6 separate regions of the Homo sapiens genome follow, and regions 2, 3, 4, 5 and 6 are each linked to region 1. Evidence: chromatin contacts called from ENCODE Hi-C or POLR2A ChIA-PET data. All regions are on one chromosome and are shown on one strand. The core of a region is the stretch at or near the end of the contact, and the rest is flanking DNA. Distances in the headings are between cores, read along the strand shown.

What was found. A loop is a pair of places that touch in the nucleus more often than their neighbours do. ChIA-PET counts read pairs that join two places held with the same protein, here RNA polymerase II (POLR2A). Pooled maps may share reads with other maps.
Region 2: a map of naive thymus-derived CD4-positive, alpha-beta T cell shows a loop between it and region 1 (8-fold over the local background). The contact joins the promoter of LMO2 here to the enhancer-like site in region 1. A Hi-C loop is called at or near these places in 1 of 168 maps with a recorded cell type or tissue (naive thymus-derived CD4-positive, alpha-beta T cell), 2 of 37 single-sample maps with no recorded cell type and 11 of 50 pooled maps.
Region 3: a pooled map shows a loop between it and region 1 (4-fold over the local background). The contact joins two enhancer-like sites. A Hi-C loop is called at or near these places in 1 of 50 pooled maps. POLR2A ChIA-PET finds 5 or more read pairs at or near these places in 2 of 52 experiments (MCF 10A and RWPE1).
Region 4: a pooled map shows a loop between it and region 1 (12-fold over the local background). The contact joins two enhancer-like sites. A Hi-C loop is called at or near these places in 3 of 37 single-sample maps with no recorded cell type and 11 of 50 pooled maps.
Region 5: a loop to region 1 is called in a pooled map, with 6 times the contacts of the local background. The contact joins two enhancer-like sites. A Hi-C loop is called at or near these places in 2 of 37 single-sample maps with no recorded cell type and 3 of 50 pooled maps.
Region 6: a pooled map shows a loop between it and region 1 (8-fold over the local background). The contact joins the promoter of CAPRIN1 here to the enhancer-like site in region 1. A Hi-C loop is called at or near these places in 1 of 37 single-sample maps with no recorded cell type and 5 of 50 pooled maps. POLR2A ChIA-PET finds 5 or more read pairs at or near these places in 2 of 52 experiments (PC-9 and activated naive CD4-positive, alpha-beta T cell).

What each region holds. Positions count from the first base shown.
Region 1 is chr11:34,648,437-34,652,546 of GRCh38, reverse strand. EHF (ETS homologous factor) reads right to left here. Exons shown (of 9, transcript NM_012153.6): 4 at 3,466-3,528; 5 at 937-1,005; 6 at 742-810. Among named protein-coding and RNA genes, the nearest start is that of EHF, 29 kb to the right of the region's middle. RefSeq lists an enhancer at 1,654-1,903. Within about 2 kb of position 1,911, at least 10 of the 41 ENCODE cell types and tissues checked have a DNase peak (open chromatin) inside an H3K27ac peak, as active enhancers do; they include PC-9, where a contact is called at or near this core.
Region 2 is chr11:33,889,667-33,893,776 of GRCh38, reverse strand. LMO2 (LIM domain only 2) reads left to right here and starts at 1,701. Exons shown (of 6, transcript NM_005574.4): 1 at 1,701-1,982. RefSeq lists an enhancer at 2,136-2,245.
Region 3 is chr11:33,919,258-33,923,367 of GRCh38, reverse strand. No RefSeq gene overlaps it. Among named protein-coding and RNA genes, the nearest start is that of LMO2, 29 kb to the right of the region's middle. Within about 2 kb of position 1,912, at least 3 of the 41 ENCODE cell types and tissues checked have a DNase peak (open chromatin) inside an H3K27ac peak, as active enhancers do.
Region 4 is chr11:35,335,570-35,339,679 of GRCh38, reverse strand. All of the region lies in intron 1 of SLC1A2 (solute carrier family 1 member 2), which reads left to right. Among named protein-coding and RNA genes, the nearest start is that of SLC1A2-AS1, 56 kb to the right of the region's middle. Within about 2 kb of position 1,944, at least 10 of the 41 ENCODE cell types and tissues checked have a DNase peak (open chromatin) inside an H3K27ac peak, as active enhancers do.
Region 5 is chr11:35,311,302-35,315,411 of GRCh38, reverse strand. SLC1A2 (solute carrier family 1 member 2) reads left to right here. Exons shown (of 11, transcript NM_004171.4): 3 at 237-389; 4 at 2,964-3,214. Among named protein-coding and RNA genes, the nearest start is that of SLC1A2-AS1, 32 kb to the right of the region's middle. Within about 2 kb of position 1,936, at least 3 of the 41 ENCODE cell types and tissues checked have a DNase peak (open chromatin) inside an H3K27ac peak, as active enhancers do.
Region 6 is chr11:34,050,038-34,054,147 of GRCh38, reverse strand. It overlaps CAPRIN1 (cell cycle associated protein 1), which reads right to left and starts at 2,417. Exons shown (of 19, transcript NM_005898.5): 1 at 2,277-2,417; 2 at 1,512-1,727. The coding sequence starts at 1,727. LOC101929918 (a long non-coding RNA gene) reads left to right here and starts at 821. Exons shown (of 3, transcript XR_931177.3): 1 at 821-1,829; 2 at 3,115-3,477. RefSeq lists enhancers at 544-823, 854-923, 994-1,063, 1,134-1,203 and silencers at 1,814-2,113, 2,154-2,703, 2,563-2,762.

The sequences.
Region 1 (4,110 bases), core at 662-3,161:
AACCATTTCCCACACTGTACACGCCAATGCACCTATTTGTAGGTGGGGGTGGTAATCTGAAATCCCCTCTCCCAGACTCCCAACATCCCAAACTTCTCACCCAGTGTAACCTTGGTTAAGGAGCATGGATAGCCCCAGTTGCATCCAAGCTTAACCAAATGCAGCTAAAGTGAACGTAACTCATAAAATGCAGGTGCTCTGACTGATTAGAGAGCACTGATGAGTCATCGGAATTAGACTTAAAAACTGACAAAATAGTGTAACTGTGGGGATTCTGGAAGTTTCCAATGGCTACCCCTTCACCCAGAAACTATCACTACAGGTTCACGGACCTTTGAATTTTACTATGAGGTATTCTTTCTCTAAAGCCAAATGTAGTTTGTTGAAAATTAAATATAGCCTTATTTCCCATAAGTATACCCAAATATGAATAATTTTAGCAGCTATATTGCAAGAGTAAGTTTTCATTGAAAATAAAGAAAAGCCTAAACAACTTTTATTGTCACAACAGAGTGACTAGTTTCGTAGGAGACCAACATTTTGCCTAGAGGATCCCTACGGGTCATCTTCGATGTACAAATATTGCCTCAAAAGCAAACCTCGTCTAATGGTAACCCCATCCCTTTCCTAGCCCTTTAATTAGAAAGACTCCAGAAAGGCAGAAATGTAGAGTGTTGGTAATTCCCACTGATTCTCCCTAAGCATTAGGCATACCCAGCCTCAGATGTGATGACAGCTTACCAACAGGAAGGTGACTGGTGGTTGTCATGGAGATCTGAGCCCGGCAGAAAGTTTTGCTGTCCAACAAATCTGTGGCCATGAAAAGATAAAGGACATTTAGAGCACCCCCTCCCCCCACCTCACAATAGAACACTGTGGCTCTTAGACAAACTGAATAAGAATGTAAAGGGCCTTAAGTGTCAGGGAGTTAGTTACCTACTGTGCTACCATAGTTGGTGTCATATAAATAGTTCTCGTCTTTCCAGGTGTTCATGATGGAAGGCTCTACAAAAAATAGAGAAGGAGAATAGTCAGCGATCTCTTTTCCCCAGGGAGAAGAGGCTGCGTTTTCTAATTCATTGTTCATCAACAAAGTATGGGGGGTGAGGAGTGGTCCTCAGAGACAAGGGATATGATTCTGCTTCAGCTGCGTTACTTTATAATAATGTTGTCTAATTTTCCTTTCAGCATCCTCGGGGAAATGGCCTCATCCATGTGTTCTGTACCTATTGCATTTTTAGGGAAGTGAGAGAAGTTGCAAGAATGGGAACCTGTCCTAGACCAAGTGGTTCCTGGGAATTTTCCTAACCTGGCTTGGCTTTGTTCTGCATTCTACTGCATAATCACCAGAATATTTTTACCCTAGAGTGTGGTGGGGGGGAAGGCCTTGTTAGGGATTAATTTATTTAAATGTATAATAAATAATTAATGAGGCCTTGGGGGGTTAATGATATTTCTTTCAGGAAGAGTCTTGTCAATCTTATCACAGTTTCTTCCTTGCTGAAATCCAGAGATTTGTCATCCAAGTTGGGTGACAGCCCCCTCCCTCTAGGATTTTTCCAATTAGCTTAAAGGATGACATAAAATTCTCAAAACAAAACCAAGGAGAAGGGGTGGACTGTGTTACTAAATCAAACAAACACCTTTTAAGAGTGAAGCCCCACTGCCCCATCGCAGAAAAGAAGTGCTCTTGTACTCTGTCTCTCTTTCTCTTTCTTCTGTGTGCTGCGGTAAACACCTCTCACTTTGACTGACTCTTCAGATTTCAGATTCAAAGGGAACTCCCCTCCACCTACCCCAAATGGAGCTCAACTCCTACGCAACCCCCAGATCTGGGCTGGTCTCCAACAGAAGCATTTTGTTTCTTGGCTAGCCAAAAGCTGTAAGATCTCTCACCTCGTCCTCACCAGAAACTTCCTGCTTTCTCCTCACCGCAGACCTAGGTTACCCTCAGCTCCCCTCCTTGCTGGGTTCTGAGTTTTAGGGCCGGGGTGTAAGCCACTGACTGAGTTTCATTTTGTTTTTATAGCACAAATGATACAAAACCTGACTTACTGGCTAAGTCCTCGTGTTTACGACATAGGGATTTAGCCGGTATTTTAGCTAATAGCTACATGTTTGGACACCCCAAGCCCAATCTCTTGGGGTTACACCCTCTCTCCTTGTTGGGTCACCTTGTACACCTGTTGTTGTCTCTGAAAACAAACTGAACCAAAGAGGTATGGGGGTGTTGGCCCCTCTATGAGCTTCTTCTCCCCTCCTCCTAGGGTGGACCTTCTTCTCCACCCTTCCACTCAGCTTTTCTGAACTGGCAACACAAGAATGTCTGGATGGTCAAGAAGGAATTATCAAGTTATTTGGGACCTCTCCAGTATTACCCTGGCTCCTTCGGTGGGGCTATCTGACAGGTCAAGCAGGGGAGGGGGTGCCATCCTCCTGACCAAGTCCTGCATCCATCTCTAGGGCAAGGCCAGGCCTGTAAAGCACAGAACATCCAGATGGCCCATCCCCTGGCCTCTGAAGAGAAAGGCAGGGCTAGCAAAGCCTAATTTGCATGCTTAGCAGCTATTGCTTTTTTCTTTAATAATGGTAGGCCAGCCCACTTATGAAAGGGTAAATAACTGCATGGGCCAATTTTGGCCCCAAGTGACTCACAAATCACCTGCAGGTCAAATTCTGTCCTTGGTGACTGGGACACATCCTCAGGGAGGTCTATGGAAAGCTTGGTTGGCCCACGTGGCTCCCAGGCTCCCAGGCATGAACATGGGGAGTGACTTAGGAGCAATAGTTGCTGCACAGTTTTATGATGGCTCATGGACTTTGGAGGACAGTCTCCAGGAGAGAGATTTAGGACAGGGGAAAGGAAACGAAAATGAATGTAGATGCTATGGGACTGTAGACTCTGCTCAGAGCCCAGCATTTTGTCCTTCATATAAAAACACACCTAAGGCAGGAGCTGGGTTGCAGGTACCTTTGTACATCTCTGCAGAAGCTCCCCAGGGCCCCTAAAAATTTGTTAACTACAATACCAAGTTAGTATATTCACCCTTTTTGTGAAACACACACCCATCAAGGGAGGAGGGAGAGAAGAGGAGACATTGCCCCTTCCTCTTCTCTTTCCAAACTTGGCCACTCCCCTGACACTTTTTAAGGTGGGGAGGCCCACCATATATTCTGCTTTTCCTTGGCTGCTGGCCTGAGGTCTGGATGATGCCACAACCAGGAGTAGGAGGCAGAGAAGTGTGGCTCCCCATAAGTCTATAAATTGGAAATAGGTGGCAGTCACTGGTCGCAAGGGCAAGAATGAGATTCATGGTGGGGGTGGCCCATCAGAGACAGCCAGGGAAAAGGCCTCCCTGTGTTTCCTGCAAAAACTTGCCCCCACATTCTCTCTTGCCCTCTCCCAACTGTCCTCCCCGGAGCTTTGCCAGGCTAGGTTGGCTCCCTTTGTCCACTACTACTCACCAGTTTGTTCAGTCTTGACAATGACATTGTGTGTGGACTGGAACAGGTCACTACTGCACTGGCCTGTGAAGGACAGATTGGGATAGTCAGAGAGGGCCCAGATGGAGCCAGAACTGGATGCTTAAATAAGGACAGAACTGGCATCTTTGCAGAGCTTCTGCCATCCTACTGCCTGGTCACCTATGTTTGTTTATGGGAGGTGGTTTCTCTGTCAGCCTCTACAAACTCAAGCCTGCAGTCTCTGACCCCAGAAAATTGGGAATCTAAGGCACTACCTTAGAAGCAATTATTTGATGTGGTATAGTAAAGGCATTCAGTATGGTGGAAATAGAACTTCAGAAGCCCAGTTTTTCAACTACTAGCTATGAGGAAGGTGTGTGCACTTTACCTTTCTGGGTCTCAGTTTCCCCATCTGTAACAAGATTAAACTAGATAAGGTCACTAGATGACTTCTAAGGTGCTTTCCCATACTAAGATATGATATGAAAATGAAAATGTAGGGAAAAACCTTTTTAACTAGCTTGATTCTTCTTTGATTTAAAATCTAATCAATGCCATCATGATTACATCCAATCTGTGAGATATGTCTGGATAAAATGTGGTGACTCTTTCCTTATTTATGCCTCAGCACATGTACAAGCAGTA
Region 2 (4,110 bases), core at 452-2,951, 760 kb after region 1:
AAATGTTCGATTGTGTCATACTTCCCTCATTGGCTCCAGTGTCTGAAAATGGCCCTGAATTTCAGAGAGTCTTACCATGACCCAGGGATTTAGAGAGGATCGAAGAGGGAGGACAAAGGAATCAGGCACCTTCTCTCTCTCTTTTCTGGGGTAAATTTATTTTCAACCACAAAAGTAAAGGAAAGAAAAAGTCACAACAGATGAGTTATGAGCTAACTTTCTGATTTGCACATGTAAGAGAAAGAAATGAACTGGATATCATTAGACATTGAGAAAGGGAGTCTGCAAGCTAGCAATGTATCTTCGGCCTTTTTGATTTACACGTGTTTATTTATGAGTACCTACTGTGTGCCAGGCATGATGCTTGGTGCTGCCAATTCAAAGAGAAATAAGACACCTCCTTGCAAAGTGAGAAGGCAGAACTAGATTCAGATTCACCTAGATTTCAACTCTTGTGCTCAGGCCACCACCACCACCATGGAAACAATTTTGCTTGACTCTCCCGGCGCAGCCGCGGCAGGCGTGTGTGTTGTCAGACACTGCAGGAAGAGTGATGGCCTGGGTGTTGACAGGCTCCTAATTGGAAGGTAGGAGGTGCCACCAGAGATCAGCTATAAAAGATATCTTTGGACTGGGGTGGGCTGCTAATGCTTGGAAGAGACTTGTGGGTGAGGCCCGGTGAGCTGTCACCTCGGAATTGGGCCTTGCCCAGCAGACAGACATGCATGCGGGGGAGGTAGCTGACAGACAGGGGCGCATGGGGAAGCAGCCATTCCAGAGAACTGCAACAGCAGATTGCAAACCAGGACTTCAGGACTCAGAGGGGGACAAGGAAAGGAGAGCCTATAGTGGCCCCAAAGCCCAGGGTCAGAGGCAGGGCCAGGAGAGCAGCTGACAAGAGCTTTATGGTAAGGACAAAAGAGAAGACAGCCGGAGTCTCCTTTTATTCAGCTCATAAAGACCCAACTTCTGTGCACTTATAACTGTTCAGACCCTGAGGGGTTCAAAAAAAGAACCGTGTTAGGAGAATTCAATATTTAATTAAGAGATGATCAGATCCGTGCACCGAAATTATTGCTGGGTAAGACAATACTGTGTGTGTTACATAGCATTGGAACTTAGGAAAGCTCTTTCCTTGTGTTGTTTAATTTAATCCACTCAACAACCCTGCAAAGTGGGTACCATTGTCCCTGTTTTTTATGAATGAGGGGGTGAGGTGCTGAGAAGCTGTGTACGTTATTTGAGTTTGTCTGGCTAGTCAGTGGCTGAGCCAAGTTCCAATCCAGGTCATGTGAGCCTCTGAACTTTCTGATAAAACCTGCAGACCCCCTTAACTGGGATAATATAGTCATGCATTAAGCAAGAAGGAGAAGTAAATACAGGCTGATGGTGTAGGGGAGAAATTCAAAGGGAGAAGGCCTAGGAGGGAGAGGGAGCTATGTGTGAACAGAACCAAAGATGGCCTCTGGGAATTGGAAGGTCTCTTGGAATTCGTCCAAACTGAGGATCACAAGTCTCCACATTCTGAGTAGGAGGATGAGGGTCTGAGTTAGGATTTGGGTCCTGCAGGGCTTGCTAAGGAATCCCCTGATGGCCTAGGATTCCACGCAGAGCACATCTGGTGTGAGAGAGCTCGCTGCAAGGGTGAAGGCTCCGCCCTATCAGATAGACAACCAGGCCACCAAGAGGCCCAGCCCTCCAAACCCTGGATTTGCAACATCCTCAAAGAACAGCAACGGGCCTTGAGCAGAATTGAGAAGGAAATACCCCCACCTGCCCTCAGCCGTTAAGTGGGCTTTGCTATTCACAAGGGCCTCTGGGTGTCCTGGCAGAGAGGGGAGATGGCACAGGCACCAGGTGCTAGGGTGCCAGGGCCTCCCGAGAAGGAACAGGTGCAAAGCAGGCAATTAGCCCAGAAGGTATCCGTGGGGCAGGCAGCCTAGATCTGATGGGGGAAGCCACCAGGATTACATCATCTGCTGGTGAGTAGGCTTCATTAATTCTCTGATGAATGGACGATTGCAAGGGAACTTTTTTCATCTTCAAGGAGCCAGAAGAAGTGGTGATTAAATTGGTCTTTTAAAATAAAAAGACTCCAAAGGGGTACAAGTCTTCAAGCTTCCCCTGTGGTGTTCCGGGCACTCTGGCTTCTCTTTCGGAGGGAGGAAGAGCATCTATTCATAGGCTGTGACTTGGAGAGGCCCCACGGTGAGTCAGGCGCTTGCTGTGTGAGCCGCTGGTTGCTAATGTCTTCGGGAACTGCTAATTTACCCATCTAATTTGTTCCTGTACACTGGCCACAAAGGGAGACCACTCAATTATTCTGATCCAAAAGAGAGGCTTGTGTTTACCATGATCTCCCCAGCAACTGTGTGAGTGTGTGTGCATGTGTGTGTGTGTGTGTGTGTGTGTGTGTGTGTGTGTGTGTGTTTGCCTAACAACCTTAGGCAATGACGAAGAGGTGGGGCTGCTGCCCTTGTTAGCATTTTCAAACACATTCCAGTTCTGAGTTGAGGGCAAAGATTGTAATGGGGTGCTTCAGAGAAGCCTTGGCTCCCAAGGAGGTTATAACTTCAAAGGGTGTTTTTGAAAAACCAAGGCGGATGAGGAAAGTGGCTACAAGTTCCTTCCATCACAGAGGATCAATGAAGGGGAACAAAGATTTGGGAGCATCTACTTTGTGCCAGGTACTGTGCTTGGGTTTTACACGTCTTCTCTTGTTGACTTTGCATAACTCCCCTTTGAAGCAGATATTACTCCAGGTTCTTGCCGTAATGTTTCAGCTTAAAGAAAACCAACCCATACTTCTTTAGGTTGCCCTGAAAAGGTGAATCTTCTGTGAAGCCTTTTCTGTCTTTATCTGTTAAAATTAATTAAGCTCTTGTTTGTGCTCCCAGAAAATCACTTTAGACCTTAGAAAGATGGCAGCCTCAGTTTTCTCATTTGTAATATAGGGGTACCCATAGGGTCATTGTGAGAAATAATAGAAATAAATCATGGAAGTGCTTGGATAGTAGCTGGTACTTAGCCCTCATCAGTCATCATTGTCATTGTTGTTAAGAGTAATAATAATAATAATATCACTTATTATAATTACTCACCTCTAGGTTTTTAAAAAACTTACAGGCCGGGCACATTGGCTAACGCCTGTAATCTTAGCACTTTGGGAGGCCAAGGCAGGCAGATCGCCTGAGGTCAGCAGTTCAAGACCAGCTTGGGCAACATGGTGAAACCCTGTCTCTACTAAAAATATGAAAATTAGCCACGCGTGGTGGCTCATCCCTGTAATCCCAGCTACTCGGGAGGCTGAGAGAGGAGAATTGCTTGAACCCGGGAGGCGGAGGTTGCAGTGAGCCAAGATGGCACTATTGCACTCCAGCCTGGGTGACGAGAAACTCCATCTCATAAAAACAAAAACAAAAACAAAAAAACTTACATAAATTTATGGGGAACAAGTACAATTTTGTGACAAGCGTAAATTGCATAGTCTTGAAGTCAGGGCTTCTAAGGTATCTATCACCAGATTGATATCTATTGGTATCTATCACCAGATTGATATCTATTGATATCTATCACCAGATTGATATCACCACATTGTACCTATTAATTAATTTCTCATCATCCTCCCCCCACCCTTCTGAGTCTCCAGTGTATATTATTCCATACCCTAATGCCATGTGTTCACATTATTTAGCTCCCACTTATGAGTGAACAGTGTGATATTTGTCTTTCAGTGTCTGACTTTTTTAACTTAAGATAACAGCTTCCAGTTCTACCCATGTGGCTGCGAGAGACATGATTTCATTCTTTTTTATGGCTGAATAATATTCCATTGCATATATATACACCACAGTTTTAAATCCAATCATCCATTGATGGACACTTAGGTTGATTCCACATCTTTGCTATTGTGACTAGTGCTACGATAAACATACAAGTGCAGGTATCTAATTATTTCTTTTCCTTTGGATGGATACCCAGTAGTGGGATTGCTGGATTGAATGGTAGTTCTAATTTTAGTTCTCTGACAAATCTCCATACTGTTCTTCCTAGAGATTGTACTAATTTACATTCCCACCAACAGCGTATAAGAGTTTCCTTTTCTCCACA
Region 3 (4,110 bases), core at 663-3,162, 730 kb after region 1:
CTACCATTTGGGAAGCTTTAATACCCACATGGTGCTTTAGGCTGGGTGGTCTCTGCCTCTAAAGCCCCTGGATAGCACCACCTCTGCCCTGGAGGAGCAATGATTCAGTAAGCAATGCTGTCCAACAGAAATATAATGTGAGTTACACATGCAATATAAAAACTTCTAGTAGCCAAGTAAAAAAGTAAAAAGAAACAGGCAGGATTAGTTTTAACCATATATTTATTTGACTCGATACATCTAAAATATTATTTCAGTACACAATCAATATAAAATGGTAAATGAGCTATTTTGCATTCTTTTTTTCATATTCGGTCTCCAAAGTCTGATGTGTATTTTACACTATAGCATATCTCAATTCAGACTAGCCACATCTTAAGTGCTTCATGGCTACATGTGGCTAGTGACCACCGTATTAGACAGCACAGGTCTAGAGTTCTCAACCGGTCCTTCCCTATCCCTTGGATCCCTGGATGGTGTCTTGTTTTAACCTTTGTTGGCAACAAAGAGCCCAACCCTTTGGATTTGACTAGAAATAGCTCACAACTTAATCCTCCAGCGATATAATTGTCTTCGTTACTCCCAGTGATGGAGTCTGGTGAATTTCCAGGGCCTTCCATTATGGCACCATCAGTACCCACCCCTGTTTATGCCACATTTACACCTTGTCTGTTCATTCCTCTAGCTCTTGCTAACCATTAATCTGCTTTCTGTCTCTGTGGATTTGCCTGTTCTAGATATTTCATATAAATGGAATCATGCGGTATGTGACATTTTGTCTCTGGCTTGTGAGACTTAGCATAATGTTTTCAAGGTTCATCCATGCCGTGGCACCTATCAGTACTTTATTCCTTTTTATTGAGGAATAATATTTCATTTTACGGACATACCACATTTTGTTTATTCATCTGTGGATGGACATTCAGATTGTTTCTACCTTTGGGCTATTGTGAATAGTGATGCTATGAACACTGGTGTACAAGTTTTGTTTGAATACCTGTTTTAACTTCTTTGGGGCATATACCTGCTAGTAGACTGAGTGGGTCATATGTTAATTCTATGTTTAACTGTTTGAGGACTGGCCAGGCCAATCTGTTTTCCTGAGTGACTGAACCATTTTACATTTCCACCAGCAATGCATGGGGGGTTCAACCAATTTCATCACATCTTTGCTAACTCTTTGGTTTCTATTTCTTGTTTTGTTTTTTTAAGTGTTAATTATAGCTACCCTAGTGAGTATGAATTGGTATCTTATTGTGTGTTTTTTTAATGCTTTTTTAAGTTTTTTATTTTATTTTATTTTATACTTTAAGTTCTGGGATACATTGCAGAACGTGCAGGTTTGTTACATAGGTATACACGTGCCATGGTGGTTTGCTGCACCCATCAACCCATCATCTACATTAGGTATTTCTCCTAATGCTCTCCCTTCCCTTGCCCCCCACGCCCCGCCAGGCCCCCGTGTGTGATGTTCCCCTCCCTGTGTCCATGTGTTCTCATTGTTCAACACCCACTTATGAGTGAGAGAACATATTGTGCTTTTTTTAATTGGTAAACTTAATTTTTTTAGAGCAGTTTTAGTTTTACATAAAAATTGTGTGGAAAGTACAGAGAGTTCCCAAATACCCCGTCCCCACACATGCACAACCTCTCCACTGTTGACATATGCACCAAAAGTGGTACATTTGTTGCACTTGATGAACCTACATTGACACAGCATAATCAACCAAAGCCTATAGTTTACATTCAGGTTCAGTCTTGGTGTGGGATATTCTGTGAGTTTTGACAAATATACAATAACTTGTATCCATCATTGTAGTATCATACAGAATAGTTTCACTGCCTTAAAAATCGTCTGTGCTCTGCATCATTGTGGTTTTGATTTGCATTTCCCTAATGACTAATGGCCTTCAGCATATGTCTAGCGGTTTTTAAATAGTGCCTTGAGAAGCCCCCTGAGGGGCCACTGTGGAAAGGAAGAGACAGCTGAGCGGCAGCAATGGTGTTCAAGACTCCCACCCACTCCCCTACCACAGTCACGCCACTTGCATCCATTTGACATGTTTGACTTCTCATGAAATATTCCATTTGAGCAAACGGTTCTGAGGCTTTCATAAGTTTGGCAGTCACTTCCTTGGGCTTGTGTTTTCCACATCTTCACTTGGCTAGTGAGATTGGAAACTTCCAGCACCAAGAGTGGAACCCTATTTTTCTGACTTCTGGTTCCATTCTCTTCCAACTATACCACCCTGTCAGTAAAAACAACAACAATAATGACAATTACCATGTATTAAATGCTTATCTTATGGCAGGCACTGTGGTAAGCACTGTCATGTAACCCTCTCATAACATTGTGAGGGCCATGCATTTTGAGACACAAATCACATTTAGAAATCTTCACCATAGGCTGAGCACGGTAGCTCACGCCTGTCATCCCAGCACTTTGGGAGGCCGAGGCAGGCAGATTGCTTGAGCTCAGGAGTTCAAGACCACCCTGGGCAACATGGTGAAACCCCATCTCTACAAGAAATACAAAAATTAGCTGGGAATATTGGTATGTGCCTATAGTCCCAGCTACTCTGGAGGCTGAGGTGGGAGGATCACTTAAGCTTGGAAGGTTGAGGCTGCAGTGAGCCAAGATCACACCACTGCACTCCAGCCTGGGTGATAGAGTGAGACCCTGTTTCAAAAAGAAAAATCTTCACCATCACCTGCAAGACCCCTCTCCAACCTCATGCTGCTCCTCTTCCACTCAATGACTCTACCCCAGCTCCACGACATTCCTGCTGTCCCTTGTGAAGACCCGCGTGTTCCCAATCTCGAGACCTTCTCATCACTCGGCTCTCCTGTCCTCCTTCACGATAAACCTTTATTTTGTATAGTTTTCATGGATCTTTCAATAACAGGTTACTGAGTTTTCTCAAAAGCACCTGTAGTAGGAATTTGTACCTTCTTTTGAAATTAAGAATGCCGAGTCTTGGCTAAGTAAAATCAATTGCTCAAGGTCACACATTCCCACATTTATGTGCTCATTCATTTTTTTAAAAAAATGTTTTTAAACCTATATTTTGTGCCAGGAACTTAGATAGGTGTTATGTGGGATAAGAAGATAAAATATTAAACAAACAAACAAACAAAAATACCCTGTCCTCAAGGAACTTACAGATCAATAAGACGGGTGAGATAGGAACATAAATATCTATAATACAAGGTAATAATTTGAAGTGCTACATACAATAATCATGCACATGTGCAAAGATTCCATTAGAAGTAGATTCAGTTGCATACCAAGGAAAATTCCGGTAACAGAGGCTTAAGTAAGAGAGACATCTATTGATCTATTGCTTTGTCACATAAAGGAGGTCCAGGGGTAAACATCCTGACTCTGGGGACATCAGAGATCCAAGCTCTTTCTTTCCTTTGCTCAATCACCTTGAGCAGAAGAAAGTGGAATGTGCAGAATGGAAGTGTGGTTTCCATTTGAATGGTTCAAGATGGCACTGGACCCCTAGCCACTCTGCGTGCATTCCCAGCAGTAGAAAGAGGAAGGGGAGGGCAAAAACAGAGCACTTCCTGGCTGAGTCAGTTATCTCTGAACAGCCTTTCTTGAGGTCCCACTTACATTTCTACTTAGTTTTCACTGGCTGATGTATTCACCTGGCCTCAGTACATTGCAAAAGAAGCTGGGAAATGAAATTTTTTTAGCTTATCTTTTGTCACACCAAGTAAAATTGGGGTCTCATTCCAAAGAATAAGAGGAGAATGGATATTTGAAGACACTGAGCTGTCTATCACAGACATTTATTTGAAGCACTTTTTAATGTTAAAAATGTGGAAATAACATAAATATCTAAAATAATGATCGGCTCCATAAATTAATTGATTTATTAATATCATGCATGCTTAAATATTACATTTTAGAAGAACATTTAATGACATAGGAAATGTTTATGATACTATGTTAAGTGAAAATAATAATTACTACTATTCTAGGAAAACAATTAAGATATTATGTAAGAACCATAAAAAAGGAGCAGCTACATCTTGATATAAAAAATTTATAGTACTGTGGTTATCTTTTTTTTCTTTTTTTTTTCAGACAGAGTCTCA
Region 4 (4,110 bases), core at 695-3,194, 690 kb before region 1:
TCTGCCCATCCAACTTATGCTCAACTCTCATGGTTGAAAATCATTAAAAAATGCTTGAATCCATTCTCTCATTTGATGTGGTGTGTTGAGACCAGTGGACCCCTGACAGAGGGTCCTGTGAGTCACCAGGATCCCTATCTGAAACCCAGTCCTCATGATAAGGTCCTCCAGCTGGTAAAGGTGTAACATTGAGCCACACACTAACCAAACATCTCCCTGAGAGATTCTGTTTCCATACCCTGCACTGCATGTTTCCTTCTGGAGTCTGTCCCCTTCAAAGCAGAGTATAAGAAGATGCCCTGTGGAACGGATAGTTCCAGTTAGGTTTGATTTTATGAAATCTCTTCTTCAGCAAAATCTGTCCTGACTGACTCCTTGACACAGAAGGGCCCTGACCCACAATCTTGTTCACCGCATTGAGATTCCCTGATTCCATGTTTCTTGCTGAATGACTAAATATCCCAACAGAGGGAGGTCAAGTTTCTCCCCAGCAAAAATTTTTCCCAGTTAAATGGCAAGAATGAAGAGCTGACAAATGGCTATGACATCACTCTTTGTCATAACTTGCCCCAAATTACTGCATGAGAAGCCAGTACTCTACTGGGTCTTGCCATGGGACAGTCATAAGTAGAAAACAAGATGATCCCCCAAAGAATTGCCCTTTAGAGAGCAATTCAAAGACAGGAAAATCACCCGTTGGTTGTGTCCCTGCTTCTAGCCAGATCTTCTAGAGAGCTCTAGATGCTGACCCCTTCATCTTGAAAAGCTCAGTGGAGACCTGGGTCCTAGCCTCTGCCACTTACTGGTTATGTGATCTTGATCAGGTGTATCTTAGTGGGTAAAGTAATTGTGTCTATTTCAAAGGACTGTTTTGTTTTAGTTGCAAGTGAGGGAAGCCTACCTTAGTCTGACTTAAGTGAACTAGAGAATATATCAGCTTGTTAACCAAAGAGTCTAGAGATAACTTTAGGTGTATCTGGATCTAGGAGCTAAAATCTTATTATTAGGACTGATTCTCTTTCCATATCTCCTTGTCCTCAAACAAAGGCAGGTCATTCCCTTATAAGCTCCCGGCAGCTCTGGACACATCCTAGCAGCTAAGAAACCTCAGCAAAGAAGAGCTCCTCCTTCCCACTTTTTCTAGCCAAAGTCTTAGGACTATATCTCACTGGACCAACTTGGTCCACATGATCACCCACAAATCTATGTGGTTATGAGGATAGAGTATCCTGATTCACCAGTCCTGAGATGGGCATGGGTCAGTTCCATCCAAACCATAGGGACGGGAGTTAGAAGGGGAATTGCCCTGAGAAGTCGAGAGGATAGAACCAAAAGAGTAGCAAGCAGACACTAGGGAGGCAAAAAACAACAGATTTGTTATGTAGGGTCTAAAAGAAGGGGGTCAACAAGTGTTTTCTGTAAAGGGTCAGATAAATATTTTAGGGTTTCTGTTGCAATTACTCAACTCTGCTCTTGGAGTGCAAAAGTAACCGTAGACAATAGGTAAACAATAGGCTTCGCTGTGTTCTAATAAAACCTTGTTTATAAAAATGGGCTGTTGACTGGATTTGGCCCATGGCTGTAGTTTGCCAACTCCTGATCTATGCAGATACTACAATCTTCTTGTCCCACATATTCTAGAGACCTGAACAAATAAGATCTGGCACATGCAAAGCACTTAAGAAATGCTAGTTATTATTATATTGTTATTATTTATGCTATACTAAGGATAATAACAATGATAATGTTGATGGTAATTATAATACTAATTAGATAATGAGATATGATGAATTATGAGTCATAAGTCAGCAGTGTATTCCAGGACTGTTTCTAAACTGTTGGTGGAGCTTCCCCTCCACATACTCATAGAGCTGGAAGGCAGGGGAGAGGCATCCAACTCAAACATCTCATTTTATAGATGAGTCTTAGGCTCAGATAAGAGGCAGCACATGCACAAGTTCACACAGCAAGCTGGGGCAGTTTTGGAGTTTGCAGCTGTTTCTTCTGCAACCTTAAAGGACTCTACCCTATAGGTAGAGTCTGTTTACACCTACTGGTACACCCATGGTACACCTGTTATACCATGGTACATCTAGTACATTTGAACATGCAGGTGTAGTTAGATAGATATTCCTTGAGTTTTGGATCCATACTGAGTAGTGTGGTGATACTGTTGGTAATATTCCTGAACTGGTGGAAAGACCTGATTTGTGACTAGCATGTGTTATATGACTCATGAGAACTCCCTGCTGCTGAGATGACTCAGATGTCTGTTTTACACAAAGATTACCAAACACCTCTCGCCACGTTTGAAAACAATGAATAGTTACTCACTGCCTTTCTGACTACCCTCTTTGTCACTATTTCTATTCGCTTAGCATGCTGGCAGCCATTTAAACAGCTAGTCTTCTGTTTGGCTGGATGTTGGTAGGAGGAGTCTTCTTTAATCCCCCATCAACATGGATACAGAGAGGCCTGTGGGCACTTTTCTCTGTACTCAGTGTAGACCCATTCATAAAATTCTTCATGATTCTGGCAAAACCCTCCCTGGATTTTGGTTAACCAGCAGCTCTGCAGTAGTTTAGGAGGTGGATATTTTACAACCACAACTCTTTAGCTCTTTTTTTCCCCAAATTTATTTCCAACTTTCATCACTCAGGGTCATTTACATAAATCAATGCAAATAAATATTTTTCTTGAGTTAAAAAATGTTGTGGAATCTGCTGGTCCCAAGTACTACAGAGACCTCAGTACACTGAATGGAAAATTTGGGATTTGGTTTACTGTTCTAGGCCAAGGGTCAGAAAACATTTTTCTGTAAAGGGCTAAAGAGTAAATATTTTAGGCTTCATGGGCCATATGGAAAGCCATGAGTTGCTGACCCCGGCTGTGAGTGCTTGTAATTTATAAATATAAAATTGGAGGATGGAGTATTTGAATTGGCTGCCTAGTTACTTGAGCATAGTCCTACAAACTAAAGTCTTGGATTTGGGCCAATGTAGGTTTAGCTATGTGATTCTGATGCTTACTAGGTCATTTTAGGCACATTGGTGGCCTTAGTTCCTTGTCTATAAAATGAGGATAATAATAGCACTCTATCTGTTTGTTCCTTCCTCCTACTTGCTTATAGAATTGTTGTTGTGAGGATCAAACAAAGGAAACCACTTATCTCAGAGCTAGTATGTTCCATAAATGTTGAGAGTATAATCAATACTGTTATTAATATCAAAGCCCATTGGGTGAAAGCAAGTATTCAAGAGCAAACAATTAATGAGCTGATTGGGTCACCTTCAAAGGGTTCTAGATAGAGATCATCAAGAAACCTTTTTTCCTTCTCTTTTTAATTTTAATTTTAATTTTAGTTGTGGGGTACATGTGCAGGATGTGCAGGTTTGTTACATAGGTAAACCTGTGCCATAGCGGTTTGTTGCACTTATCAACCCATCACCTAAGTATTAAGCCCAGCATGCATTAGCTATTTTTCCTAATGCTCTACCCCCACCCACCCCACCCCCTGAGAGGCCCAGTGTGTGTTGTTCCCCTCCCTGTGTCCATGTGTTCTCATTGTTCAGCTCCTACTTATAAGTGAAAACATGTGGTGTTTGGTTTTCTGTTCCTGTATTAGTTTGATGAGGATAATGGCTTCCAGCTCAATTCATGTCCCTCTGAAGGAGATGATCTTATTCCTTTTTATGGCTGCATAGTATTCCATTGTGTATTTGTACCATATAAGAAACCTTTTTTCAGCATCTTCTGTGGGAGGATGTCTGAAGAGACTGGATCAGATTTTTAACAACATTTTTTAATTTAATTTTTTAAAAATTTTATTTACTTAATTTTTTTGAGACTGGCTTATGAGACTACCTAATTTTTGTTTTTGGTAGAGACAGGGTTTCACCATGTTGCTCAGGTTGGTCTTGAACTCCTGGCCTCAAGTGATCCACCTGCCTTGGCCGCCCAAAGTGCTGGGATTGTAGATATGAGCCACTGACTTGGGTGAGACTGGATCAGATTTTGCTTGGCATTGTTGTGAAGACCCTGGTAGTAACTCATGATAGACTGTCTTCCTTTCTCCAAAAAATGAAGCCTCACATTATTCAAAGGAAAATC
Region 5 (4,110 bases), core at 687-3,186, 660 kb before region 1:
GAGTTCTCCTTGACTCTTTGGGTGCTGACTTTTTAAGAATAGTTGGAGGTATAGAAAGTTCTCTTGCTAGTCATCAAAATCAGCTTCACTTATCTAATGTTGTTTTTGTTACACATTGTTCATCATTTAATACTGCAGAAGCATGAGAAAGGTCAATGTTGCTGAAATAAGTGTCTAGAGTAAGTCATTTGACGAAGGCAAAAAATAAATTCATATTGTTTTCCCCTTCCTTTTAGGTGTCATCCTGGGAGCAGTGTGTGGAGGGCTTCTTCGCTTGGCATCTCCCATCCACCCTGATGTGGTTATGTTAATAGCCTTCCCAGGGGATATACTCATGAGGATGCTAAAAATGCTCATTCTCCCTCTAATCATCTCCAGCTTAATCACAGGTAAGACTACCTCACTAGTGCCTGGCTAACATGGGTCATACTCCTGCCCTGGCTTTTAATTAACTGTAGAATCTCAATTTGGTTGAGTGAATGTGATCGTCTATGTCATTTCATTTCAGAGCTTTGGTTTTCCCGTCTCTGAAATGAGGATAATCAACCCTAAAGAAATAAAAGCTTGCCATCGATTAGTCAGTCTATTTGTCTTTCTCTCCAGCAAAAAAAAGAAAAAAAAAAAAAGAAAAGAAAAGGAAACACAGCCACATGTTACAAGTGATGATACCTCTAGTGGTTTTAAATTTTTTTTTTTTTTGAGATGGAGTCTCCCTCTGTTGCCCATGCTGGAGTGCGGTGGTGCAATCTCAGCTCACTGCAACCTGTGCCTCGTGGGTTCAAGCGATTCTCCTGCCTCAGCCTCCTGAGTAGCTGGGACTACAGGCATGTGCCATCATGCCTGGCTAATTTTTGTATTTTTAGTAGAGACAGGGTTTCACCATATTGGCCAAGCTGGTCTCGAACTCCTGACCTCATGATCCACCCGCCTCAGCCTCCCAAAGTGCTGGGTTTACAGGCATGAGCCACTGCACCTGGCCTTAATTTTTAATGTCTACTTTTCTCCCCTTTCTAAATTATATTTTGTTCAGATACTGATAAAGGTAATAGATGGAAAAGGAAATTATCTACTATTTTAATTGGGAATTGAGGGAGATTGGCATTAAAAATAAATGAAATGCTAGGTATGAAAGCCCTCTGAGTTTTTCAGAACAAAGTTACTCCTAATATGTGGCATCATGTTCACTTATTTTTCACTACCACCAAGTTGGCCAATGTATGATTTGTTAACAGGTGTATATCCTGAGTCCCAGCATCAATTATCTTTGACTAAAATAATTAATTACTTTATTTGAAAGAATTTGTTCTTCCTCTGTGGGCTTATACTGGTATTTTCCTCCTTACCAAATAATATTGCTCAAACAGGGTATAAATTGATGCCCTTTGGAGACTAAACTCTGAGTTAAGGGCAGGAAGCTGAGCTTTGGTCCATATTTGGGTACCAGCCAGCTAAGTGATCTGGAGAAGTTGTTCCCCTGGACTGGCCACCTCATGAAAGAAGTGAGTGAGGCTCTGGTAACTCCAGGAGATTCAGGGGCTGAGCTGGGTTGAGGCTTCAGCTGGTTGACCAGTGACCCCAGTACCTGAAATGCTGGAACTCAGGATCAGGCACTTAGGGGCTAAGTGGGACCTTATCATTCAGCGCTAGATTGAGTGAAAGGGTGCATTTACCATCAGTGCTCCTCTATAAACCAGAGAAAATGTTCTCTGCACCTGTTAACAGGTCATACGTTGGCCAACTTGGTGGGGAAACCTAGCTCCCGTCGGCTAGAATTAGACTAGGTTGTAAAGAGAAGTAGGTCACACGTAGGTCAGCTTAATTTAGAGCAGCTCACATCACTAACTTCTTCCCCCATAGCAAAAAGGACTAACACCCAAAAAGGGGTTCAATCTCTCTTTCTGGTAAAAGCAGGAACTGAAACCAGGAAGTGAACACATTCAAGAAACAACTGGAAAAAAACCCAGTGGGGCTGGAGTTTTTGTGAATTTGCTTGGAATTTCCTCTAACCTCCCTAGGTATAGATGAAGTGCCCACCATTGGCAGGGTGCTTCACGGGGTGTTCCCTAATCCCTGCATGAGGCTGGGAATGTGGATCTTCATGCTTCACCTCAGAGAAATGAGAGGACTGGGCAAAATCGTTATTCTCAGACTCTCCATGTCAGTTACCAGTAATATATTCAAAAGACATTTTGAGTGTGGCACAGAACTACTAGCTTTTTAGTCTTCCAAGTGAGGACATTAAAACATAAATAAATAAACAAGTTAAAAACTAGCATGTACCAGCAGCATCGCTTCATAAAACAAAGGAGATGTTAAGACCAAAAAAAATAAAAAGTGGAAAGGAATAATCTCAGAATTAAAAATGGGATGTCTTCAACTTTATTTTAACTCATTATTGCAGACTGACAAAAAATTTGTTACAGACCATTTGTAAACTCTAAACAGGAGGATCTCCAACTCTCCCAGTTCTGTAAAATCTTGAAAATCTCCCTGGATAATAGAATGATAAACTATGGGATTGATCAAATATTCAATACAGTCGGCCCTGCATATCTGTGAGTCCCACATGTGCAGATTGAAAATATTTGAGAAAAAAAACTAATAAAAAATACAAAATAATGCAAGTTAAAAATATAGTATAACAGTTATGTACATAGCATTTACATTGTATTAGGTATTGTAAATAATTTAGAGGTGGTTTAAAGTAGACAGGAGGATGTGCATAGGTTATATACAAATACTACACCATTTTACAGAAGAAACTTGGGCACTCTCAGATTTTGGTATCTGTTGGGAGTCCCAGAACCAACCCTCTCATGGATATTGAGGGAAGACTACAGTAGGAGATTTAATCAACCATTAACACATTTGAGTAATATGAAGCTAACGTCATAGAAATGTAGACACAGGTCATTAGCACAAACGTAATAGAATTAATCCTTCTGCATTTCTTTTCAATCCAGGGTTGTCAGGCCTGGATGCTAAGGCTAGTGGCCGCTTGGGCACGAGAGCCATGGTGTATTACATGTCCACGACCATCATTGCTGCAGTACTGGGGGTCATTCTGGTCTTGGCTATCCATCCAGGCAATCCCAAGCTCAAGAAGCAGCTGGGGCCTGGGAAGAAGAATGATGAAGTGTCCAGCCTGGATGCCTTCCTGGACCTTATTCGAAATCTCTTCCCTGAAAACCTTGTCCAAGCCTGCTTTCAACAGGTAACCCAGAGTTCAGATGTTCTCTCTTCTCCAGTCCTCTAAGTTATCAAGGCGATAACTTAAGAGTATTTTAACAGACCAACTCTGGGTAGAAATTTTCTAAATATATAATTATCTCTGTCTAGGCCCAGGGATTCTATGAGGTGGTTTAGGGCAGGATCTTGGGATTGGAGTCTCCTGGTTTTAATTTTTTTAAACATCCCTTTTTTTCCAGCTCACTTAATATATTTTTGCTGTGGGATTGTCCTCCTTTCTCCCCCACCCCCCCCCCCCGCCTCTCTCTCTCTCTCTCTCTCTCTCCCTCCCTCTCTCTCTCTCTCTCTCTCCTTATATCTATCTCTTCCTTTCCTTTTTGTGCATGAGGCTGGGAAATGTGTCTTTGAGTTGTCCATGGGCATATTTTTATTAGCCTTGCCCACAACCTTCTAGAATACACAGTGGTTCTCAAACGTGGCAGTAAAGCTAAACCACCAATGGCACTTTTAAAAAAATACAAATACCCTACACAATCAGAATCTCCAAGAGATGAATCTGGAGCTTGGGTAGTTTTTTAAATTGTGGAAGTAATACATGCAGATTATGAAAATTTTAGAAAGTATAGAAGTACACAAAGTAAAAGTTAGAAGCTTCTGCTTCCCCTTCTCTAGAGCTACTTATGTTGAGAATGCTGTTTCCTCCCCTGTATTTTTCTTTTGCCACTTATGCAAGTGTGCATAATCTTTAAAAGAATTCAACCCTGGCTGGGCGTGGTGGCTCATGCCTATAATCCCAGCACTTCGAGAGGCCGAGGCAGGGGGATCATTTGAGGTTAGGAATTCAAAACCAGCCTGGCCAACATGGTGAAACCCCATCTCTACTAAAAATGCAAAAATTAGCCGGGTGTGGTGGCGCATGCC
Region 6 (4,110 bases), core at 1,168-3,667, 600 kb after region 1:
AAATGTTTTAAAACTCTCCCAAAATGTAAAATATATAAGTAAAATTAATAAGACCTAAACATCACCAGTTTTCTTCAACTTATTTCCCACAGCCCAAGTTTTAGCCAGTTACTATATCAGCACCTCAAGTAACACTATTAGGTGTCTGGCCACATAAACACTGCAAAATGATTTCCTGGAAATTCAAGATGTTATAAATATGTTTTCCTAGAGGCAGACAAGTAGAAGTTATCAAGGCTTCATTTTACTTTATAAGGTAAAATTCAAGTTAACATGATAGTCACAGACGTAATTACCTCGTTTTTACAAACGACTAATTTGTTTCTCCCCTTCCACCTCTGATCTTACTCATTTTAATTATTCACTCTGCCCAGACCTTTTCTCTACATACATACACACGCCCCTCTAAACAAGAGTTTACACTGTCCTGCGATGAAAGCATAAAACAAAAGGCTGACTTGCAGATGAAGATATACCTCAGTAGTTTGATCTACAAGGACTAAATATTGAATCCAAAAAATCGTGGGTGTGGCTCGATTTTTTTTTTTTTTAGAGGGGGGCCTAAGGAGGCCAGTCGGGGCGGCTGCCTGGTCTCTGCCCTCCCCCTCTGCTTTCGCTTTGTGCTCACAATGCAGCTCCAGTAAAGCGCTTCCCTCTCCCCGCAGCCGCCGCCATGTTAGACGCTCTCTCCATGTGCCCCGAGTCCCAGCCATCCTCTCCAGTCTCCCCAGGACCCAGCCCCCAACGAATCTAAATCGTGGCAGTCCCCCGCCCCTTCACAGTCCCCTAGGAACAAAAAGTCGCTGCAGAAAATCATCTCGCGATTGAGCTGAGCCTGAGGCTCGGGGGGACACCTAAACAATTGAAACAAAGAGGGAAACGCAGGGGAGCCCATCGCATGGGCGCGGGGGTAGCAAATCGAAGACCCATTCAAAATGGGCCTGCCGGAAAGGCAGTTCTACCTTAAGATTCTAAACACACTTCTCTCCTACGGAAGAAGAGGGGACGCTCGACAGGTCTCGAGTGCATGGTAACCGAGCGGACAGACCCCAAGGCTGCAGGACGCAGGCCGCCCCAACTCCACGAGGCGGTCGGTTGAACCCGGAGCCCCCCGCGCAGGGACCTCTTCATTTTGGGCCCTCGTCAGAGAAATCGGGCCTCAGAGACGGAAAGAAGGGCACCATACAGTGAAGTCCTGACGACAGGCCCCCACCCTCACATGTCCCACTCCTAAAGGCCAAAAAGCCGGACCCACAGCGGAAGAGTAATAAAGAGGCCTGGGGTACAGTGCCGCGTCCGAGTCAGGTGACAAGTGCCTCTTCCAAGAGCCCGTTTTCTGGGCACGAAGCTCCCGCTGAACGTGGAGACGGGGCGTGTGGGCCAGGGGGTGGGAGGAGGGGACCTAGTAACGCTCCCGAGACGAAAAGAAGCGAAGGCTCCAGCGACCAGGGTCGGAGGGGCCGCAGAGCCCGGCCGCAGCCACCCCTCCCTTCCCCGCCAACTCCTGGCACCTTTTTCTTCTCCAGGTTCCGAAGTTTCTTGTCGATCACCCCGAGAATCTGCTTCATGGCCTCGGTCTGGACAGCGCCGGTGCCGGTTGCGGGGTGCTGAGAAGCCGGCGCGGCGGCCCCGGCTCCCGCGGCCGCCTCACTCCCGGAGGAACCCGACGGCGGTGGCGGTCCGGACGACTTGCTGCCGCTCCCGCTGTGGCTGGTGGCCGAGGGCATCTTCAGACCGCAAGGAGAGAGAAGAAAAAGCGGGAGGAAGGACAAGAGCGGCCAGTCAGGAGACGGACGGGGCGAGACGCGGGACAAAACGCGCAGCGAGCGGTAGCCTACGCGAGCGGGTGGGGGAGGGGGCGCGGCGCGCCTCGAGGGCAGGAAGAGTGCGCGGGCGCGCGCGCGACCCGCCAGCGGGGCGCCCGGCTGGGCCTCGCACCGCCCCCCGACCCGCCCCTCCCCCGCGGAGCCGCCGGCTCGGCCTACCAGCCCGGGGGCTCCGAGGCTCGCGCCGGAGGCGGGGCATCGCCGCGCCGGCCGCCAACGGCCACTGCAACGGTCCCTACCGGGGAGGGCCGGCTTTTGCCGGCTTCCGGAGAAGGGAGGAAAGAGAGAGGTCGGGGCTTGGGGGCAGAGAAGGGCATGGGAAATGACCGGGGTGGGGTGGGGGGACTTGGGGGCAAGCCCCTCGGAAGCTCCAGCGGGTCCGGAGATAAAGGACACCCGGGCGCAGCGGCCCTCTTCCCCTGCAGCGGCTCGGTCCCGGGTGGCGCTCACCGTGCGCGCGCGGAGGCCGCTGGAAATCACGAGTGGGCAGCTGAGGGGGCAAGGGTGGTGGTCCCTTCCGGGCAGTGTCGCGCGCTCCGTGGGCGCAGGCCGCTTCGCCCTGTCCCGCTGCACCGAGAGCCGCTCCTAGTGAGGCGAGAGCCGGGAGCGGGAGGGACTTAGCCAGCCAGCAGCCCTCTGGGTCGCGAGGGGCGGGAGAAGCGGAGAGCGGGGGCCTTCGCGGCCGCTCGGGCTGCCCGGCGCGAACGCCTGCCCGGAAGAGGCCGCCCGCTAGCTTCTCCGCCGTCCCCCGGCCCCGGCGCTGTGGGGCGCCTCCTGGACGCAGGTGGGGATGGCCCCGGCAAGGCCGAAGGAAAGGCCCCTTGAGTTTTGAGAGCAATCGACGCTAGGGTCCTTCAGGCGAAATCGTTTGACGCCCAAACGGGGACAATAGGTGTCAAGCAGCTGGCTCTGGAGCTGGCAACTGCCCCTTGAAGAGCCCTTATTTGGGGTGGGGGTGGGGGTTGGGGGGCAAAGGTTTCTGCAAGTAAGGGGTGCGTGGGGTGGGTGGTGCGATCCCAGCTTCTAGAATTCCTTCTGTATGCAGAGCGAGCAAACTCCATACCCCAAAACGTCTTTTGAAAAAAAGACAACTCGCCGCTTCCCCACCAAACAATCACCCAGTAACCTAGGAGTTCTCTGTAGAACGTGTCGGACACGGTCATGGTTGGTGGCTTTTTAAATCCTAAAGCTCTGGCCTCACAAAGAGTCTTCAGCTACCCTATGATGTTATACATCCAGTAGGCCTGAGTATTACGAATTATTAGACTTTTGTTTCCTTTTTTTTTAGGTTTACCTAACACTGTAAAGAGAACGTTCAATGAAATACAAAGAAAAAGATGATTTTTTTGCTCCAAGAGAATTATTCCAGCCTTGGGGTGGAGTGGGTGTGGACAGTGAGCAGAAAAACAAGAAACCAAGTTCTGGGAGGAAATAAAATGAATATAATCAGTGGAAAATTCAGCAACGCAATATTGTGTGACAACAGTAAATGACCAATTTATAATTTAAATTCTATGAAAAAGAGATTTAGAAGAGAGTTCTACCAAACCCACTGTTCCCTAGGGAATAAAATGAGTAACGCTGACTGGCAACAGTGCATCCTGAGGGAGCCTGGAGAAACAACAGCAGCCTCCGACCTCAAGATATCCTGGTTAGCTGCAAAGTCTGTTATATATTCATTCAAATATTTATTAAGCACCTTACTGTGTGCTGGGAACTCTTAAGTGCTAGGGATTATGAACAAAACATATTTACATGGAGCTTACAATCTAAGTAAGGGGAAGACAAGTAAATACATGTCAGATAGTGAAATGGTAGAGAAAAGAAAAAACGGTGGTCAGGGAAAGCCTTACTGACATTTGAGCTAGTACTGAAGGAAGTGAGGAAGAAGGCTAAGCAGCTACCTTGGAGGAGGAATTTTCCAGGTAGAGGAAACACCAAGTACTAAGATCTGAGACGGAGTGTGCTTTTTGGGTTCAAGGAACAGCACGGAAACCATAGTGGCAAGAGCAGAGAGTAGGAGATGAGGTCAAACATATTAAAGGGGGCTGGTCTTGTAGGGCCTGAAAGACCACGGTAAGGACTTTGGCTTTTGCTGCATTAGATGGGGAGTCATAGTTTCAAAATTTAGTCACCTAAACCATCCTTAGCACTACGCTGAGCAATTATGCCAGGCCTAGAGGCTAGAAACGGAGATGATAATCCTTTAGCTCCTTGCAACTCAAAGTTTATTCAGCCCAACCTCTCTCACTACCACTATCACTACTATCTTGGACTGCATAGC